Linked DNA regions of Homo sapiens: region 2 is linked to region 1. Evidence: chromatin loops called from intact Hi-C (ENCODE). Cell type or tissue: mammary epithelial cell. All regions are shown on one strand. Links, peaks and the distances in the headings refer to the core of each region. The heading gives the core; the rest is flanking DNA.

Region 1 (5,388 bases), core at 327-5,326:
TGTGGTACCCATTATGGTGCCATTTGGCCCTACAAATCCTCTATACAGAAAGTGCAAATAATACACAAGTGCTCATCAGGTTAATCTGAGTGGTAGCTGTGTCCACGTGTGCCTGTCCATGCATCCCTCCCAAAGATTAGCTAAGCATCCGCTCCAAGCATCTTTCATCTGCTGAACCCTCTTGCTCTGCCTTTACTCTGGTCCTTATATCCACATCACTAAGAGGGAAGGTTAGTGTAGAAGACAGACAGGATGTATGAAGTTTGGATAACACAGGATTTGGGGAGTGTGGTCTTTCTGCCCACATGCACCCTGCCCTAAGTGAGTTATGTTCTTCTTTCCCCTTGTTTATTGCTCTGTTTTGAATTGATTCAATGAAGTATGAGATTCCAACATATTCATTCCAGCTATGAGCCTTCCTGTTCTGTGACCTCTGTAATAAGTTGCCTGGTATGGTACTTGTAGGCTATCCTTGCATCAGAGTGATTTCCCACAAGACATTTTATTGGCTTCATCTGTATTTTACCTTATGATTACATGCTACTATTCTTTTTTGCATTTTCAGATTTCCCTTTAATAATTTTGTAATCTAGAAAGTAAGTGTGCTTTTCAAAAGGGTAACATGATCTACTGTGTCTTATTGAACCCCAGGCACTAAGGGTTGAAACTAAGTTTTATCCAGACTAGTTTCCTGTGGAGCAACACAGCAAATAGGATGGTGGTCAAGTTTGCACAGGTTGGCTTCTCACCTTATGTAAGAATGTCAGAGATGGTCCACTTGCTGTCTGTCCCCTCACTCCCTGCTGTAGTCAGATGTTTATGACTTATCTGTAGACCCCAGACTCAACTAAAGCATAGGAGCAGCTCAATGCTGGGTTCTTGGTGCTAGCATCTACCGCAATTCAGGGTGAAAATACTGGGGTAGGGGAGATGACATTACGAAGACTGACTAGCCACTGGGCAAGGTGCTCACAGCCTCAGATGCTGGACACAATCAGCCGTGTGTGTCACTGTGGACTTGGCTAACTGTGAATCTCCTTCCTCTGGCATTTCCTATTTTTATTCTCAGAAGGTAACTATAATTTTAGAGGATGCAAAATGGCAATCCACACCATGTCATCGTTAAACAATTAAGGAATTTCACATTTTTTAAAATCCAGATTTCTTGCTTCTCTTGACAAATGAGAGCTCTGGACATGCAATCCCCCGTGGCAACAATAGGCTGCCCTCTTTAGATAGAATCCAACCACTCATGAGCAGTTCACTCCTTTACATTTCCTGCATCTCTCTCCTTGGCTATACTATTGGTTGCAGTATTCCTGGCTGTTGCCTCATGTTTTACAGAAAGTGCAATTAACCTGTTGTCTGTTCTCTTTGTCCAATTTGCAGGCTTCATGCGGCCCAGTTCTCTTGCCTGTGCTCTGCTCTCTGAGCATGAGTGCTGATATCCAGCCTGCCTCACTGTGCCTTTCCATCCCCCACCTTCCTGTGCATGCAGACCTCCTTACTATTGCTCTCTGCCTGGTTTCTCAGGTCCCTGTTTGACCTTGGCCAGTCTTCTAGTTGCTCTTCTCTTAAACCAATAATATGACCTGACACCAAGAACTGCTGGGGGACCTGCTTTTGATGACCTACTGCATTTTAACATAGGGGTCATCACACCAGCCTAGCAAACATTGTCAGAACCCCAGAAGCTTCTTTAAAAACTAGTCAAGTGTTTCAGTAGCCTGATACTAAATCCCTCCAGTCTGTGACCTATTCATTCGGTTGGTACCAAATGCCCCCTGAGGTTAAACAAGGCCCTGAAAAGATAATGAGATGAAATGGCTTGACCTTCAGGTGGAAGATCTCTCCTTTCCTTCCTAGCCTCTAGCTGGCTTAGATTATTTTTATCATTTTTCAAAGCAGCAACGTTTATTTCCTCTGCTTCAGTGAGCTGTGCAGATGCAAGGTCTGGAAGGAATATTTAGTGGTCGCCATGGTTACCATTAGTCATATGAAGTTATAGCGCATGTGCTGATTCCTCTCTTCACAGCTGTAAAAAGAAAGCACGCTTCAAAAAGCAGGCTTGCTAGGGCTCTGAAGACTTTAATTCTGTAATGGGTCCAGCTCCTCTGGTCATTTATCTTGATCTGCCAGTTTAATTAGCACTTTAAAGATTTTAGGCAGAGAAGATTTCATAGAACATGAAGCTAGATGGACATTTTGAGATTTAGCCTCACCTTCTGATTTTACAAATAAGGAAACTGAGGCCCAGAAAGGAGAAGGGACTTAGAGCCACACAGTGAGTCAATTAAAGTCATCAAAGGGGTATGCTTAGTAAGTACCAGGGCCAGGGCTCCTTCTAGCTCCGCTATATCTCCCAACCTAACTGGCAGACTGAGTCATGTGAAGCTCTAGGATGGACAAGGACTAAACAAGTTCAGTGCAAGGCAGGGAAATCTGATCTCACAAGAAGGGGTTGGATTCCTTAAAATGGGGCTTAAGCCAAAATCCAAAAAGGGTCTCCAAGACCATTTTAGGCTTGGAGTATCAACTGAGTTTTATGATTGGCTAAGTCCAGATGGCACAAACAACCACTATTTCAAAATGGGCTGTTCGTCTACTGGTTCTGACCAGTTTTCTAAAAAGTGGATGCCCCGCAAGTGCTGCAGCTCCTTCTGTGGGGCCTGACTTCTCGCTATCTTGCAATTTCCCTACTCTCCCAGCTCAATGTTCAATAGAACCTCACTTCCAATAAGCCCAGGACTATGGCTCTTCTGATGTTTTGCAATTGGCTAGATATAAAAATAAAATTGCACATAGAACATCTTGAACAAGGGTCAACTATCTTCACACTTTTTAATTTAAGTAAGACTTTCTGTTTGATGGACTCAATATTTAACGTGTTTTTGCCTGAATAACCTCAACATTGGATAACCTGAACAAACACTTCTTCACAGACCTTGTTTCTAGGTACTGTTCCTCACTAGAAGGAGCTAGGATTCCTTGGAGAGAGGAGGGCCAGAGCAAAGCAAGACAAGAAGGGTCTGGAATATCTTATACAAAAAAGTGTACAAAAAATGATGAAGGCTATGTCAAAAAGACTTAGGGCCAGCTTCAAGGGTACCTATTGGCTAAATTTGGGACAATTTAAGCTTCAACAAGAATTAAATGGCAGCATTGGATCTAATTCACTGAATAAAAATAAGAATCCAGCTAATCAATGTAGAAGAAGTAATAATAGTTGGTAAGTCAATCATCTTTTTTAAAAGACATCATAGTAATAACTGATTTTATCAAGATTCATCAACGGATGCTAAAGCTATAGGGTAAAAGTTTGAAGAAGACAGGATATTAAATAGTCTCAAAATATCTTCCTGTAGATTATAAAGAGAAATGGTAGTCTTCTAGTGGAGATACCTAGCAATCACCAGTTTATAAAAAGTGATCAAAGTTAATGTCATCAGTAATGTGTGCCTCTAGGTGGTGATATGTTGTTAAGGACACAACATCATTGTCATGGTATGCTTGCCAAAAGTGCATAATCTGAACTTAATGATGAGTAACCCTGAGGCAAACCCAAATCATGTGACATTTCTACCAAACGTCTGGCCTGTATACTTCAATAATGTCAATGTCCTGAAAAACAAAGCTAAGGAACTGCTTCAAATTAAAGGAGATTAATGAGCCATGACAACTAAATGCAATCTGTGATCCTGAATTGGATGCTGGTTCAGGGAGAAAACAAACAATTACAAAAACATTTTTAGGGCAATTATTAAAATTTGAGTATGATCTATATATTAAATAATAGCATGTATCAATGTTAAACGTCCTGAATTTGATGTTGGTACTATGGATCTATAAGGGGAAAAGGAGTATGATGTTTGAAACTAATACTTGAATGGGAAAGGAGGGAAGAAGAGAGAATATAAAAGAAAATGAAGAAAAGGTTAAAACAGGCAAATTCAGATGGGTTTAGAGAGTTAGTTCTTGGTACTACTCTTAAAACTTCTGTAAATTTGAAATGATTTTAAGTTAAAAAGTAAAATTTAGAAACTCTCCAATTTGAAGGGATCCTAATGCAGGTAGCAGGTAGGAGCAAACAAGACAAGCTCAAACTGACAATTTACAAGTCAAGAATTATTTAACTACAGCTCAAAGTTCTAGGCAGAAAGAAATGTATATTAATTTATTCTTTAAGAAAACATTCATTGAATAATATTAATAATAGTTAATATTTGTAAGCACTTTGTGTGGGTTACTTGGTTTCCATGTTGCAGCAGATTGCATTTTCTAAATATAAACATATTGAACTACATTCCATCCTACATGCTTTTCTTAAAATGTGATGTTTACAACTTACATCAAGAGATGGGGTATACTTTTCTTTTTCTTGAACCTGAAAAGGCCTTTAACTACTTTGACCAATATAATAGCATGGAAGAGATGGTGCATGACTTCTGGGGCTAGGCCATAAAAGGCATAGAAACTTATCTTGTCTCTTGGATTGCTTGCTCTGAGAATGAAAAGAAATGGTTATGCAAAAAATGCAATGGGGCCGGGCGTGGTGGCTCATGCCTGTAATCCCAGCACTTCGGGAGGCCAAGGTGGGCAGATCAAGGTCAAGGCCGAGGAGGTCAAGAGATCAAGACCATCCTGGCCAACATGGTGAAACCCTGTCTACTAAAAATACAAAAATTAGCTGGGCGTGGTAGCTTGTCTGTAGTCCCAGCTACTTGGGAGGCTGAGGCAGGAGAATCGCTTGAACCCAGGAGGTGGAGGTTGCAGTGAGCCAAGTTCGCGCTACTACACTCCAGCCTGGTGACAGAACGAGACTCTGTCTCAAAAAAAAAGAAAAAATGCAATGGGAACACACTGATGAGAGAAGAAATAATGTCTGAGTAAAGCTTCAAAAACAGATCTATTATGAGATCCCTCATTTGCCACATGAACCAGTGAGGGAGCTGCTGCAGGCCTACATGAGCCTACCAAACAAGCAGACACCCCTGCCTCACCTTTCCCTAAACATAATTATATTCTCTCATTGTGTTTTGTTCAAGAAAACTTGATTACATGCCTTGATAATGCAATGGATTACCCATTAGACATTACTATCTTAGAATTTAACCATAAACATTTTGCAAACACCATATAAAACCAAATTTGAAGCCCTCAGTCCATCATCCTAATATTGGTACAGAAGACAATGAACTGATGTGACACTCATCTTCGTACCTAATAAAAGCCTGCCAGTTCTGCGCCTTCCCCAATGTTTCCAGCAGTCCCTCCTTTTATTCTTTGTTCACCACTGGGTATGCAGTCAGCATGTAATAAATAATAAAAACAACTTTTCTCTTTAGTGCTTGTTTCTTCTGCTTTCTAAATTCTTTCAGTTCTCTTAGA
Region 2 (5,388 bases), core at 249-5,248, 190 kb before region 1:
TTATAAATATGACAGAACAATAAACTTTCTAGAGAAAAACATAATAGAATATTTTCATCATCTAGGCTAGCCTTAAACAGGAAACAAAAACCAGTTTCTAATCATGTAGGAAAAGATGAAAATTTGGGTTACAGTTAGATGGATAACTTGTTTTCATCAAAACACTTTAAGAACATGGAAATTGGAGATGATATTTGCAAAACATACAACTAACAAAGAGGTTGAATCCAAAGTATGTTTTTAAAAAAAACTCATCAAATCAATAAGAAAAAGAACAGGCAACACAATAGAAAACTGGGCAAAGACTTCAATAGGCATTTCACAGAATAAGATATCTAAATGGCCCATAAACACACAAAGAAAGGCTCAACCTCATCAGTCATTAAGGAAATACAATTAGTATCACATTGTGATACCATTATAAAACCACCCAAATGGTAATATTAAGATTGAAAATGCCAGATGTTTGCAAGGACATGAAACAATGGGAACTCTAATATACTGTTGACAGGAGTATAAATTGGTATAACCACTTTGGAAGACTATTTGCCATTTTCTACTAAATTTAAAAATATGCAAAAACCAACAACTCACTACTTCCACGCCTAGATATATACCCAATATAAATGCATACACGCATGTAGCCAAAGGTGTATACAAGAAAGGTCATAGCAATATTACTGGCAATAGGCAAAAATTACAAACATCTCCAATGTTCATCTACAATAGAATGGATAAATGTGGTATATTCATGAAATTGAATAGCATACAGCCATAAAAAGGAATTAATCCCAGCTATACACAACAATAATGATGAATCTCACAAATGTAGTATTGAGCAAAAGAAGCCATACACAGAAGAATATATACTGCAGGCCTTTATATTGCTTTTAAAAAGATGCAAAATCAAATTATAGTGCTTAGAAATGCATTCTTAGGTGGAAAACTATAAAGAATATCAAAGTAATTAGCATAGTAGTTAGCATATTGACTATTTTTGAACTGGTAGTGATTGGAAAGCTGCAAGGGGGGCTTCTAGGGTATAAGAAATGCACACATTCATCTGGTAGGTGACAATCACATGAGTTTTCTCTGTAATCACTGAGGTATATATTTTAAAATTTTGTCTACTTTTCTTTCTGCATTATTTCACAGTGGAGAAAAGTTAAAAGAAAAGAAGCAGATGATATAGTCTGTCAATTCATGTTAAAGTGCTGCAAAAAGATCAAATGGAATGAGAAAAAAATAAAAGCTTTAACATTTGATAGTTACAGGTAATGTGCAGCCTTTGGAAGTTTCAGGGAAGTCACAGGGAGAAGAAGTAAAAGAGCCAGCAGTCAAGAGTTAAAGATAAGCAGATAACAGGAAGCAGACAGTAAGTCCCGCCTACTCCACTTTGGAGGGAAAGAAAGAAAAAGGCACAATGATAGCAAGGAAGGATGATGCTACTATTTTATTTTTTGGTGTGTTTCTGTTAAGACTGAAACAATTTGTGAGTACCTTAGTGGACAAACAGAAATGAACCAGTAGAAAGGGAAACTGTAAAAAATGTAACAGAGATGTGATGATTATTGGATCAACACCCTCTACACTGTGGCCTCCAAACTAAACTGTTTTACATCTCCTCCTGCCCTTTGTCCCAACATTTCACAGAGCATGTGGGAAAGGAAGTCAAAATAAGAGAAATAAGAGAAAGCTACATGCTCCATTGTCCATCACCATTTCCCCAGCCGAGAGTAGATTGGAGTGAAGAGAAAGGGAAGTTTTGCCCCGAATAAGGGATTAATGTTCTGAAATAAATTGTCCTTGAGTTTGGAAGGCTTGAAAATGGATTTTTTTTTTTATGTCTGAAATTGCCCTAAGAAGCAGTGAGATTCACTGGTGGTAAGGCAGAGGGAAGGATGAGGCCAAGGTTCAACCAAACTTAAAGACAATTAGGCAAAAGGAATAAGCTTTAGTGATCTATTGTACAGAATGACTGTAATAAATAACAATGCAGTACATATTTCAAAATTGCTCAGAGAGTAGACTTTAAATGTTTTCACCACAAACAAACGGTAAGTATGGGAGCTGATGAATCTGTTAATTAGCCTTATTTAATCATTTCGCAATGTAAACATAGATCAAAATATCACTTTGTACCCCATAATATACACAATTATTATTTGTCAATTAAAAATAACATTTAGAAAAAAACTTAAAGACAATAATGAGAGAGAAAAAAAGCTGGCTAGTGATTTCTCCTGTAGTGGATGCTGTGGTTTTCCACCTAGTCTCTCTCCATAACCTTCTCAGGGCTGAAGCTCTCATTTCTCCAGTATTGTGGGTGTTGGCAGCTGCCTGCTCTTAGCTTTCTCAGGTTTGCCTAAAGCCAAAGACAATCACCCTTCTGAGGTCATACTTCCTTCCTGTGTCCCATGACTGGCCTGTGTAGAACACTGTGAAGGGCCCACCTGATTCCAGAGCTCCCTACGGAATGAAGTGAGGCCTTGGCCTTGACTGCCATTCAGCTTATCCTTTTACCCCAGGATTTCTCAAATTCAGCACTATTGACATTTTGACCTGGATGATTCTTTGTTGTGGTGGCCACTCTGTATATTACAGGGTATTTAGCAGTGTCCTTGGCCTCTATCCACTAGATGCCAGTATGTCTCCAGATGTTGCTAAATATATCCTGGGGTTCCAAACCTTCCCAGTTGAGAACCATGATGCAATCCTGCCCTTTTGACAGTACCCCCTGAGGCGCTGATCCTAAGAGCATTCCCCAATAAACTTCCTGCATACAAATCACCAGATCTGTAGCGCACGCAACAAATTCAGTTCACTCAATAAACACATGTTTATTTATTAGTAAAGTATACCTGTACTACTGTAATTATATCATAAACACTATAGAGCATAAACAAAGAATAATTTAAGGTGAGATAAAAAAATAAACATAATTAGTAGTTCTAGCATTTTCCCCTACTCCTCAAAAGAATGTTTACTAGCACCTTCTAGGGAGCCTAAACCCTACATTGGAGATCAGTACCCTGGGAGCTGGGAGACATCAACAAAAAGAATGTAGGTGGAGTGTTCAGCCTTACTAACACTGAGTTAAGGGAAAACAGGGAGGATACTTAAAATAAAAATACTAGGGGTGACATGGTGATGGGCGGCAAGGTGGAAAAAGTCTGGTTTATATCCAGATGGTATTGATCACTTCAATAGGTATTAGATAAAAGGGACTTGTAGCTAAATAAAGGTCATGTCTTACAGTGTCTACAAATTACCTACTTAAATTCCTATGAAAAAAAAGTAAAACGAAACTTTAAAAGGTAGCAAAGGTAATGAGAAGTAAAGATAAGAAAGACCATGAATCAAAAGTTCAGAGGGAATTGCTTTTAGTTGTATCATTATTGGTAGGCCAGGCGCAGTGGCTCGCGCCTCTAATCCCAGCACTTTGGGAGGCTGAGACATGCAGATCAATTGGGCCCAGGAGTTTGAGACCAGTCTGGGCAACATGGTGAAACCCTGTCTCTACAAAATATACAAAAATTAGACTGGTGTGGTTGTACGTGCCTGTAGTCCCAGCTACTCAGGAGGCTGAGGTGGGAGGTTCACCTGAGCCTGGGGAGTGAGAGGCTGCAGTGAGCCATGATCGTGCCACTGCACTCCAGCCTGGGTGACAGAGACTTTGTCTCAAAAAAAAAAAAAAAAACAAAAAAGTATCGTTATTGGATTATAGATAAATTCTTGAACTTCCAACGCATTCTTTTACCTCTAAACTTAACATTAGGCCATCACAACATTTTATGAGCTTATTAAAATAATACCATACCATTAGAAATAAATAGAAATTTTTAGAGATTCACACAGAAACTGACAGATAATTGTAGTAAGATACTTCATTCCATTATCAGTCCATTTTAGACGAAGTAGTAAAAATAAATGAGATACAGGCTTTGAATAATGTTAAGTAATAATGTTGAAAACATGTTTTTCCCATTTACATTTAAGGCCTAAGTTTCTAACCACTCTTGGAGCATTCTTCAGCTTTTTCTGAAAGTGAGAGAGTTTCAGGGTAATAATCCATGTATCCTCAGGACCAAGTCCCTCATAGATAGAGCTATAGAGGCCAGGTACGGTGGCTTACACCTGTAATCCCAGCACTTTGGGAGGCCAAGGCGGGCAGATCATGAGGTCAGGAGATGGAGACCATCCTGGCCAACATGGTGAAACCCCATCTCTACTAAAAATACAAAAATTGGTTGGGCATGGTGGCGTGTGCCTGTAATTCCAGCTACTCAGGAGGCTGAGGCAGGAGAATCTCTTGAACCAGGGAGTCAGAGGTTGCAGTGAGCCAAGATCGCGCCACCGCACTCCAGCCTGGCAACAGAGCAAGACTCCATCCCCCCCCAAAAAAAAAAAAAAAAAATAGATGAATCTATACACCTCTGTGTATTCTAGAAAAGCATGGGACAAGCTCTTTTCTCAAACACGACAGTAAATGTGTATTTAATATTATATCAAAAGAAAAAACAAGAAATAATTTAAGAGAAACTTGATTGGAACATTCTATTTTTTTGGTAGTCAAAAAGTAAAATAAAACAATCAACAGCAAGATTGATCAGCCTAACTACCTAAAACAAAGCAATCATCAAAAACAAATAATATGTACTCAAGTTTATGTCAATAAAATGTAAACCTTAGATGAAACTGATACATTCCTAGAGAAATATAACCTACCAATACTGACTTACCAAAAAAAACTTTGTATTATAACTGTTAAGTTGACTAAGCATTTAAAAATCTACATTCAAGGAATAAATGAGCTGAAATAAATTTACAAGGTGAATTCCACCAAACATTCAAAACCAGGTTACCCCAATCTTATTAAAACCCTTAAAAAATGAACAAAGAGGGAGCAAACATTCTCTAACTCAAATTCACAGGAAAAAAAAAAAAAAAAGGACATGGAGGGCCAAGCTACAGAAGAAACGCAAAATACAAATGAACATATTAAAAAAGATCCAACTGCACTATAAGCTACAAATTCAAATTAAAACCGTAATTAGGTGCCAGTTTTGCTTCTCAAATTTGCAATTACTTTGTGGGTACAGTGCATTGAAGACTGGTAAGGGAACAAATTGTTACAACTTTTATAGAGAGCAACAGGAGAAATCTGGCAAGATGTATCAAAAGCCCTTTAAAATGTATATTTTAAATAGTTATTCTACTTATAGGAATGTATTTTTAGCAAATAAAAAGAATTGTGGGCAAATAGGGATGTCTATTACAATATGATTAAAAATAAGAATCAATTAAAATTATAATATTCATATGTGGGAGAATTCTTAAATATATCCTAATATATTCATTCAAAAGAGTGGTTTGCACCATATAAAT

What was found. Peaks named below come from ENCODE experiments on the same cell type or tissue, not always from the same donor. Only the 100,000 strongest peaks of a DNase experiment are listed, where the experiment ranks them.
Region 2: it touches region 1 in a loop (10-fold over the local background); 4 of 110 quality-filtered maps call a loop at or near these places.

Annotation. Positions count from the first base shown.
Region 1 is chr12:75,813,588-75,818,975 of GRCh38, forward strand. All of the region lies in intron 1 of LOC105369844 (a long non-coding RNA gene), which reads right to left. Among named protein-coding and RNA genes, the nearest start is that of PHLDA1-AS1, 210 kb to the right of the region's middle. RefSeq lists a silencer at 1,936-1,995. In mammary epithelial cell, for the core only: a CTCF peak has its summit at 3,451 (motif pointing right); DNase peaks (open chromatin) are centred at 1,994 and 3,514; H3K27ac peaks cover 2,653 bases.
Region 2 is chr12:75,621,335-75,626,722 of GRCh38, forward strand. All of the region lies in intron 9 of LOC105369844 (a long non-coding RNA gene), which reads right to left. Among named protein-coding and RNA genes, the nearest start is that of KRR1, 110 kb to the left of the region's middle. In mammary epithelial cell, for the core only: a CTCF peak has its summit at 2,629 (motif pointing right); DNase peaks (open chromatin) are centred at 2,517 and 2,647; H3K27ac peaks cover 413 bases.